Linked DNA regions of Homo sapiens: region 1 is linked to region 2. The links are chromatin loops, found by intact Hi-C in ENCODE. Cell type or tissue: HepG2. All regions are shown on one strand. Region 1 overlaps RIPPLY3 (ripply transcriptional repressor 3). Region 2 overlaps TTC3 (tetratricopeptide repeat domain 3).

Region 1 (5,000 bases), 73 kb before region 2:
CTCGACGGCGACGCCAAGCAAGCTCCTGAGCCGGCAGCCGGGTTCCCGGGAGGGGCGCTCAGTTCTCCGGTTCCAACGCACAGCTCTGAAGTGCGGAGGCCCAGGATGTAGCTGGCCAGGAAAGGGGCCGACGCTTCCGTGTAGAGGAGATCTCAGTTAGCCAGCCGGGGACACTGCAGTCTCGGGCTCCTAAGCCAGCCTTGCAAAGGCAATCTCTCACCTTGCTACTTTCTCGGTAGCCGTTTCTGTTGTCCCTGGATTGGGGGCTCGGCGTTCGCTGTCCCTGGGCACCAACCCTTTTAAAGACAGTAACGTTGTAGGAAATCAAATTAGCCAGGGAGGTAGGGAAGGGACCGGGTAGGCCGGATGGGCCAGGTAGCCAGGCAGGAGAAAGATTCCCTCTTTTTTTTTTTTTTTTTTTTTTTTTTGAGACAGGGTCTCACTGTGTCGCCCAGGCTGGAGTGCAATGGCGTGATCTCGGCTCACGGGAACCTCCGCCTCCCGGGTTCAAGCGATTTTCCTGCCTCAGCCTCCTGAGTAGCAGGGATTACACGCGCCTGCCACCACGCCCGGCTAATTTTTGTATTTTTAGTAGAGACTGGGTTTCGCCATGTTGGCCAGGCTGGTCTCGAACTCCTGACCTCGAGTGATCCAGTAACCTCAGCCTCCCAAAGTGCTGGGATTACAGGTGTGAGCCACCGCGCCCAGCCCCCTTTTTTTGTTTGTTTGTTTTTCATCCTACAACTCTGTAAAATCATCTCTGTAGAATCAATCTCCTTCCGTGACCAAGGTGGTGTGATTGAAATTAACCGGGGACAAAGTAGACAGCTATAGTTGGGGAACCCCGAATTGAACAATTCAGCCAGGATTTGCAGGGAGAGAAATCTCTCAACTAATGGGTTCCCTGATAATTGTGTGAGATTCGGGACCTCCCTTCTCAAAGCTTAACTGGAGACAGAGAACTGGGGACGTAGCAGGAGAGAAAAAACACAAATGACAGTAATTTATCCACAGCCCTGAGAACTCCAGGGAAAGTTCCTGGGGGGTCCGGTGCCTCTTTTTCAGGCAGACACTGGAACTAAGAATAGCTCTCATGGCATAGTTTGAAGGCAGCAGAAGTGCCCAGGGTTCACTCTCTCCTGGCGCTTGCCGTTCCAGCCCCGCGCCGTGGCGACCTTGGATCCAGACACCTGGAGATGCTGAGCTGACCAGAACTGGAAGGCCGGTAAGGTTCAGTGCGGGCGTTGTAGGTAACCCTTCCAGCCAGAAAGTGGCATCGTCTTTTAAAATACAGGGACCGTGAATGGCCTTCTGCGCAGGGCCGTCCCTTGGGCGTCTAACCCAGGAGCGCCTCGGGGTCTGGGAGTTGGAACCTGAATGAGTAAGGTGTTAATCAGACCTGACTCGCATTATAGATTGGGCTCCTGGTGGCTTCTCCTTCCTAAAAAAGCATACCCACTATAAAAGCATAATCGTAGGCTGGGCGCGGTGGCTCGGGCCTGTAATCTCAGCACTTTGGGAGGCCGAGACGGGTGGATCACCTGAAGTCAGGAGTTCGTGACCAGCCTGGCCAAGATGGCGAAACCCCGTCTCTACTAAAAATATAAAAATTAGCTGGGCATGGTGGCAGGCGCCTGTAATCCCAGCTACTTAGGAGGCCGAGGCAGGAGAATCGCTTGAACCCGGGAGGCGGAGGTTGCAGGGAGCCGAGATCATGCCACTGCACTCCAGTGTGGGCGACAGAGCAAGACTCATCTCAAAAAAAAAAAAAAAAAAAAAAAACCGTAGTCGTTTCATGGGAATTATAAGGAATGTCCTCCCTGTTGCGGTTTCTTCTGCAAAGCAACAGGTCGGGAGGGGAGGGGAGAGGCTGCCACTATCGCTTGCCTTGGAGAAAAGCTTAGAGCACCATTAGCGTTGGGCCGGTGCCACAGAGCAAATAGGACTGAGCCCCATCTGAGGTGCCCAGAGTTGCCGTTAAAAGCCCCCACCCCGCGTCTGGCCCTTTCTGAAGCACTTTCAGCCCCGTCAAGCACTCCTGGGGTATCTCATGTTGTCTGAGCAAATACACTCAAGCAGAGGGCTTTGTGGGCAAGATTAATGACCTCCACCATTCTTTTGTTACTCTGCATTGGTAACTCAGTTGCTTTATACTTACTGATGTAATGACTTGCTTTCATAGAATTTACCTTTCCTTTGTTACATTTTAAAATATAAATTGATGACTTTTACTTAATTTTTTTTTTTTTGATGACTCTTAAAACACTGAAGAATTAGGCTGGGAAAGACCATGTATTGAATTTACGTAACACGTGTTATATGGACTAACGTGCAGTTATTTGTAATATGGTAAGAAAACTTGATTGTGGGAAAACAGACCTTCACCGTATTTTGATATTTACACGACTTTATTAAATTAATCTGAATATTGGGAATTTTAATTTACTTCAAAGAAGGAAGCAGATAAAAGATAAATCAATTAACAAGAGATGATTTTTAGTCCCCGATTATTTATACATATATCTAAATAATGTAAAATCCCTTCTTTTGCATTCAAACTTAGTTCTTAAACATAAAATTTAAAGGTGCTTGTGTGAGAATATAGATGTTTACAATTATCCAGTTTTCTTTTAAATGAAATGGATGTGGAGCCTATCAGTTTCTTGCAGGAATAAAAATACGATAGCACGCTCCCTAAGTAAGACAGATGGTTTTGGGTTTTGTTTTCTGTTTTGATAAGGCCGTTTGTGAGAAAAATTTACTTGCAGAGAAATGTTAAACGTTAACTTTCTCGCTGATCAGCAGGTAGCCTGTCACGCTGAAGTAGTTCTGTCCACGGATGTGGGTGTGGGAAGAGTGGTTGTTCCCTGGGGGCTGTAGAGCCCGCCAATCCTCACCCCTAGCCCGGAGCCCGCTCTTTGCAGAGCCCAGCTGGTTGCGCAGAGCGACCAGCGCCAGTCTGTGCTCTGGTACTGTGCACCGCCCTGGGTTCCCTGCAGTCCACCGACGAGAGCTGCCCAGCGCAGGGAAGGAACGCTTCTTGCTCAACAGCGCCCTCGCCCGACAAAGCAGGACAATTCCCCAGCTCCCAAGCCCTCTTCTGTATTTCTCAAAAATGCCATTGGCTGGAGTGGCGGTGAAGAGGACTAACGCCTGGTGACCTGTACCAGGGCTCCCGGCAAGCAAAGCAAAACTAGAATAAAACCTCAAGTAGGCCGGGCGCGTGGCTCACCCTGTAATCTCAGCACTTTGGGAGGCCGAGGCGGTCGGATCATCTGAGGTCAGGAGTTCGAGACTGACCTCACGAACATGGTGAAACCCTGTCTCTACTAAAAATACAAAAGTTAGCCAGGCAGTGGTGGTGTGCGCCTGTAATCCTAGCTACTCGGGATGCTGAAGCAGGAGGATCGCTTGAACCTGGGAGGCAGAGGTTGCAGTGAGCTGAGATCGGGACACTGCATTCCAGCGTGGGAGACAGAATGAGACCCTGTCTCAAAAACAAAAATAAAACCCAAAAAACCCTCAAGCAGAGGGAAGGCCTCAAGGCCCTGTACTCTGAGCAGCACGGTCACCCTCACCCACTTCATGCCCCTACAACACTTAGGGAGCTATCTCCCTCCCCTACCTGCACCTTTCTTGATCTCTGTTGCGTTTCCCTCCTGGCCACTTGCGGGCACTGTCAGGGAGGCAGTTTCCTGGAAAACATCAGGGACTGTTTGTTCTTCTGGGCCTGCCCTATCTGCCAGGCTCCCACTTCTTAGCCCTAGCCCGGTCAGAGACTCGAACGGGGAGGAGAAGGCTGACCCCCACTGAAAGCCTCTCTGCACCTGTCAGTCCTCAGGCTCATAGGAAAACACACTCGCACATATGTTAAACGCAGTGCTTGCGTTGTGCACATTTCTGTTCTCGTGTTTCATTATAAAATGTGAATATTTAGACATTTCCCTCAGCAGACAAAGGATCCTTTTGGAAAACAATCAGGATATTTATGGCATTTTTTTTTTTTGAGGCGGAGTTTCGCTCTTGTCGCCCAGGCTGGAGTGCAATGGTGCAGTCTCAGCTCACTGCAATCTCAGCTCACTGCAGCCTCTGCCTCCCAGGTTCAAGCGATTCGCCTGCCTCAGCCTCCAAGTAGCTGGGATTACAAGCGTGCGCCACCACGCCCGGCTAATTTTTGTATTTGTAGTAGGGACGGGGGTTTCACTATGTTGGCCAGGCTGGTCTCGAACTCCTGACCTCAGATCGTGATGCTCCTGCCTCCGCCTCCCACAGTGCTGGTAATTACGGGCGTGAGCCACTGCGCCCTGCCTGGCATAAAACTTTTAAAGCTGCATATGTTTGTGGGGTAAGGTTTTTAAAGTGGATAAAGGTGTGCTGAATGTTTTAACAGGGTCCAGTTAGAACTGGACGATTTACAGAAGTTATTCTTTCTCTGACACCTGCCACTGCCGAGTTAGGCCCTGTCTGATCGCAGGGCGCCAAATAGCCGTTAGCAGGGCAAGATTGCTTGTGGCCATAAAGTAGGGCCTGAGGAAATAGGAGTGTTTTATAATCACGAACAGAGCTTAACAAAGAAGCAGCTTCCTGTATCCCCCAAAGAGTGAACAACTTTATGGAAAAGATTTGGTTTCAAAGAGCCTCATCACTTTCTTAGCTCATCACAGTGAATTATGAAAATATGGCTGGGGCCGGGCGCGATGTCTCACGCCTGTAATCCCAGCACTTTGGGAGGCCGAGGCGGGCGGATCATGAGATCAGGAGATCGAAACACGGTGAAACCCCATCTCTACTAAAAATACAAAAAATTAGCCGGGCGTGGTGGCATGCGCCTGTAGTCCCAGCTACTCGGGAGGCTGAGGCAGGAGAATCTCAGTGAGCCGAGATCGCACCACTGCACTCCAGCCTGGGTGAGCAGAGTAAGACTCCGTCTCAAAAAAAAAAAAAAAAAAAAAAAAAAAAATGGCAGGGAAAATGTAATGTCTGCAGAGGCTCCTTACAGG
Region 2 (5,000 bases):
TTTTCTTTGACTTATGAGTTACTTAGACATTTTTAAATTTTCAAATGTGTCTATATTGTTTTCCTTTAATTATCGATTTCTTACTTGTGTTGCCAGAGAATATTTTATCTTTTTAGCATTTTTTTTTTTTTGCCCTTGCTTTATGGCCTTGTACATAGTGAATTATTAGAACTGTTCTGTGTACACTTGTGAAGAGTATATATTCTGTAATTGTTAAGTGTCTATTAGGTAAAGCTTGTTATTTGTGTTGTTCTGATAGTCTTTATCCTTATTAATTTTGGTTTATCCTATCATTAACTGAGAGAAGTGTGTTGCAATATTCCACCATTACTAGTTTCTAACAGATTTCCTGTAGTTCTAACAATTTTTGTTCTTCTGTATTTTGAGACTTTTATTAGCTACATGCAAGCTTAACATTTTTTTCCTAGTGGCTCGAACCTTTACTATATTGTGATCTTCTCTAAGTTTGCTTCTTTGTCTTAGAGGCTTTTTGTCTGATCCCGTCTTTCTTTTGGTGCTAATTTACCTGGAATATTCTTTTCTTTCATTTTACTTTGATTTTTTTTAGTGTCCTTACATTTTAAGTGTCTCTTATAAGGGACATACTACTGGATTTTTCTTTTAATCTCACCAGACAACTTCTGTCTTTTAATTGGTTATGTTCCAGGTGTCTTGGTTGGTGTTTGACTCAGTTTTAGATATTAAAAAAAATCTAAAAGTATTTTTATTTTACCTTTGTTCTTGACAGATCATTTTGATGGATGTACAATTGTAGGTTGGTGTTTCTTTTCTGTCAGTAGGGTAGGAATACTATTCTGCTGTTGCTTATACAAAGTGTGCTGCCAGTTTTATTTATGCCTTTTTTTTTTTTTTTTTTTTTTTTTTTGAGGTGGAGTCTTGCTGTGTTGTTAGGCTGGAGTGCAGTGGCGCCATCTTGGCTCATTGCAACCTCCGCCTCCTGGATTCAAGCGATTCTCCTGCCTCAGACTCCCAAGTAGCTGGGACTACAGGCACCTGCCACCATGCCTGGCCAATTTTTGTATTTTTAGTAGAGATGGGGTTTCACCATGTTGGCCAGGATGGTCTTGATCTCTTGACCTCGTGATCTGTCCGCCTCAGCCTCCCAAAGTGCTGGGATTACAGGCGTGAGCCACTGCACCCAGCCTATTTATGCGTTTTTTGAAGAAAATATCATTTTTCTTTTAGTTACATTGGATTTTCTGTCTTTTGTGTTACATCATTTCACTTCTAAGTCTAGATAGAGATTATATTTATCCTATTTTGGATGCATGTGTTTCATGATTCTGCATTTTGTCTTTCATGAGATCTAGAAGTTTCTGAGCCCTGTATTCTTTAAATATTATGTCTCATTAGTCTCTTCTCTCCTGCTGGAACTTTAACTGGATATATATATACACTAAACTGTTTCCAGATCACTTATTCTTTATCTTTCATATTTTTTATCTCTTTGTTTCTCTTTACCAGAATTTACAGTGCTGGATAATTTCATAAGGCATATATTTTAGTTCACCAATTTTCTCTTCAACTGTGCCTAATATCCTCTGTAACCCATCCTGTCTCTTTTTTTTCTTTTAACAATTGCATTTTTAATTACTTTTTTTTTTTTTTTTTAAGATGGAGTCTCTCTCTGTCGCCCAGGCTGGAGTGCAGAGGCGCGATCTCAGCTCACTGCAAGCTCCGCCTCCCGGGTTCACGCCATTCTCCTGCCTCAGCCTCCCGAGTAGCTGGGACTACAGGCGCCCGCCACCACGCCCGGCTAATTTTTTTGTATTTTTAGTAGAGACGGGGTTTCACCGTGTTACCCAGGATGGTCTCGATCTCCTGACCTCGTCATCTGCTCACGTTGGCCTCCCAGAGTGCTGGGATTACAGGCATGAGCCACCATGCCCGGCCGCATTTTTAATTTCTAAAAGTTCTGCCTGGTTCTTTTTTGATATGTCCAGTCATTCTTCATGTTCTCATGTTATATGCTGATTTTTGTGACTCTATAGCTATTCTGTAGACTATATCAGACATTCCCAATGTCTGATATCCTTGAGGAGGGGGATGTCTAAATTTATTGCTTTTTTGTTTTTTTTTCTGTTGTCTCTCCTCAATGTAGCTGTCACCTCATGTGTTTGGTGATCATTGATTATGAACTTCTGTTTGATCTTTGTGGTGATCTTGAGAGTCTAATTTGAGGATGCTTGCTTTCTGAAAGCATTTCTATCAGCTTTGTCTGGGAGCCAGAAAGTTTAGCTGGCATCACTTTTGAGTTCCTACATTTTGCTTCTGGCCCAGGGCTCAGTGTCCTGATCCTATTACTGCTCTTGGCACCACTACTTGTAGCACTAAACTGTAGCCAGGTTTAATTTCTAGCTCAAGGTTTGTTGCTTTTGCGTGGAGAGGGTGCCTTCACATGTTCCCCTATTTCTATGAGCTCAGCAAAAACATCCAAAAAGTGTTTTTTTTTTTAATCTAGGATATACCTTTTTCCTCCCAACAGTACATTCCCCCAGAGTGTATAGTTGACCATAACTGATGGGATCAGAAGCTCTTTATTTTAATATTTAATTTTAGTAGTATATTTTTGTTTGATTGTATTATAAAAAATTTTATGGTACCAAGCAAGCTTTCTTGGTGATACCAACATTTCCATTAAAACTAGTTTACATCTAAGTTAAGATTTGAGTTATCCTAAAGAAAAGTATTAAGTAAATAGCAGTACAGATGGCAAATGGATTGCACAATATATCCTCTGGATCCATAGTGACCCTGCAGAGATAAACCTGTGATGGTCAAACAATGTGAAAACTGCTGTCAGAGACATGGGCAGGGTGCTCTTGTTTACAGAGAAGAGGTGCAAAAATCAACTTGATGGTAGTGGGAAGATCAGGAAATGCTTCCTGAAATTGAGTATTAAGAACTAATAGACATTAGGTGGTTGCAGAATAAGTTTTGTTTAGGAAGGACAAGCAGTTGGGTATGACTGGCTTCTAGGTTGTGTGTTGTGGAGTGACTGGGGATAAAAGCAGGAGCAAGATCACAAAAGGTCTTCTATGCTTATATTAGGGAAGTTGGACTTTATTCTCAAGCTGAAGGGAAGCTGTTGCATGGTTTTAAGCAGTAAAGTGATATGATCAGAGTTTTAGAGGATGCCAAGATTGAAGGCAAGTCTGACCAGTTAGGAGACTGCTTGTTAAATTAGTTCAGAGGAGAAACAGTGAAGGCAGTGGCACTGGGCATGAAGAAGTATATGTGTGCTAATTTTAGATTTCTTAGGGAAGCAGAAATGACAAGAGTTAGTGGTCCATTGGACAGAAATATTGAAGGAGACTGGGGAGTCTAGGTTGACTCCCAGGGTTTAGGTTTGGGCAGTAAAATGACATGTAGAACAATTAACTGATAAACAGCATACAGAAAGAGGAAAGAACTTCATTTCATATGTTTGTTTTTGAGGAAAAGATGTTTGTTTTTGAACTTCCTGATTCAGAGGGGCTTGTGGGACATCTTGGTTAAGATCCTGTAGTAGTTCTAGTAGGGTCTAGAAGTCAAGAGATACAACCCCGCCTGGAAGGATTTGGGAGTCTTCAGCATTTGGAATTTTGGAAGCCATTGTTTACTGCAGTGCATATGAGATAATTTAAACTGGTACATAGATAAACACTTGAAAAAATTTTAATAGATAGGAATTTAATGTGTATGAGAAACATAACTTGCACATCTAACCTTTGATAATCATGGACATTATCACTTAGGCCAAGTGAGCTCAATAAAAGGGAAATATTAACTAAAAATATATGTGATACATGGAAATGGCAAAAATCACGGTGAAGCTATGCAAACGATGCAAGTTCAGAAAGTGCTGTGTTAAGTCATGGGTGTGGTGGATAAATTCACCCAAGGAGAGAGTAAGAGTGAGAAGAAAAGAGAGTTGACATTGGGTGGCGGGGAATGGAGAAGAAGAACCCATGAAGGAAACTGAGGAAGAGCAGCCAGACGAATAGGAGGAAAACCAGGAGAAGATGGTCTTTGGAGTCCAAATGAAGAGTTCTGAGGAGGAAGTGGTCCACAGCGTCAAGTAAGTTGTAAGCTGAAAAGTGCTCTTTGGATTTAGCAATTAAGGTAGACTATTTAGCTGGAAGCATCCAAACAGTGGATTTTAAAAATACTCATCTAACATTAATGTTAATGATAGCTGGTATTTATAGCATTTCCCATATACCTGGTACTCTTCTAAGCTCTTTACATGTATTAACAGATTGATCAGGTAGGTAGTATCGTTATCCCCATTTGATATGCGAGGAAACACAGAGGAAGCACAGAGAGGTTAAGTAACTTGCCCAAGATCACACACCCAAGGAAACAAGAGAGCCAGGACTCAAGCCCAGAGTCTTGGCTGCAGAGTCCCTGTTCTTAACCACTTTGTCACATTGCCTCTCTAGTTAAAAACAAAATACAAGGCCGGGTGCGGTGGCTCACGCCTGTAATCCCAGCACTTTGGGAGGCCGAGGCGGGCGGATCACAAGGTCAGGAGTTCAAGACCAGCCTGGCCAATATGGTGAAATCCTGTCTCTACTAAAAATACAAAAATTAGCTGGGCGTGGTGGTGGGCACCTGTAGTCCCAGCTACTTGGGAGGCTGAGGCAGGAGAATCGCTTGAACCCGGGAAGTGGAGGTTGCAGTGAGCCGAGATCGTGCCAGTGCACTCCAGCCTGGGCGACAGAGTGAGACTGTGTCTCAAACAAACAAACAAACAAACCAAAACAAAATAGAAAATAAAATATACCCCAGTGTCGTAATTACAGTACAATTGGTGCTGTGTGTGTTATCAGTGAGATTCGCTAGGCTTGAATGACCAGTATCAGTCTGCCAGGTATGAGCACATTAATTGTATTGTAATTGATGCCATGATGTGTGGGCTGTGACAGTTCTTGGCTCTTTCTGTATTTTATGCCAAAAAAATTTGTAAGACAAGTGAGATTAGCATATACCTCATA

Evidence for each region. A loop is a pair of places that touch in the nucleus more often than their neighbours do. Peaks named below come from ENCODE experiments on the same cell type or tissue, not always from the same donor. Only the 100,000 strongest peaks of a DNase experiment are listed, where the experiment ranks them.
Region 1: a loop joins it to region 2, with 5 times the contacts of the local background. A loop is called at or near these places in 34 of 110 quality-filtered maps.

Annotation. Positions count from the first base shown.
Region 1 is chr21:37,006,999-37,011,998 of GRCh38, forward strand. RIPPLY3 (ripply transcriptional repressor 3) reads left to right here. Exons shown (of 4, transcript NM_018962.3): 2 at 1,159-1,225. Among named protein-coding and RNA genes, the nearest start is that of RIPPLY3, 2.8 kb to the left of the region's middle. RefSeq lists an enhancer at 3,096-3,155. In HepG2, a CTCF peak has its summit at 3,052; a DNase peak (open chromatin) is centred at 3,053; H3K4me3 peaks cover 1,936 bases; H3K27me3 peaks cover 372 bases.
Region 2 is chr21:37,080,251-37,085,250 of GRCh38, forward strand. All of the region lies in intron 1 of TTC3 (tetratricopeptide repeat domain 3), which reads left to right. Among named protein-coding and RNA genes, the nearest start is that of TTC3, 9.5 kb to the left of the region's middle. In HepG2, no CTCF peak of the experiment used is centred here; a DNase peak (open chromatin) is centred at 2,811; H3K4me3 peaks cover 467 bases.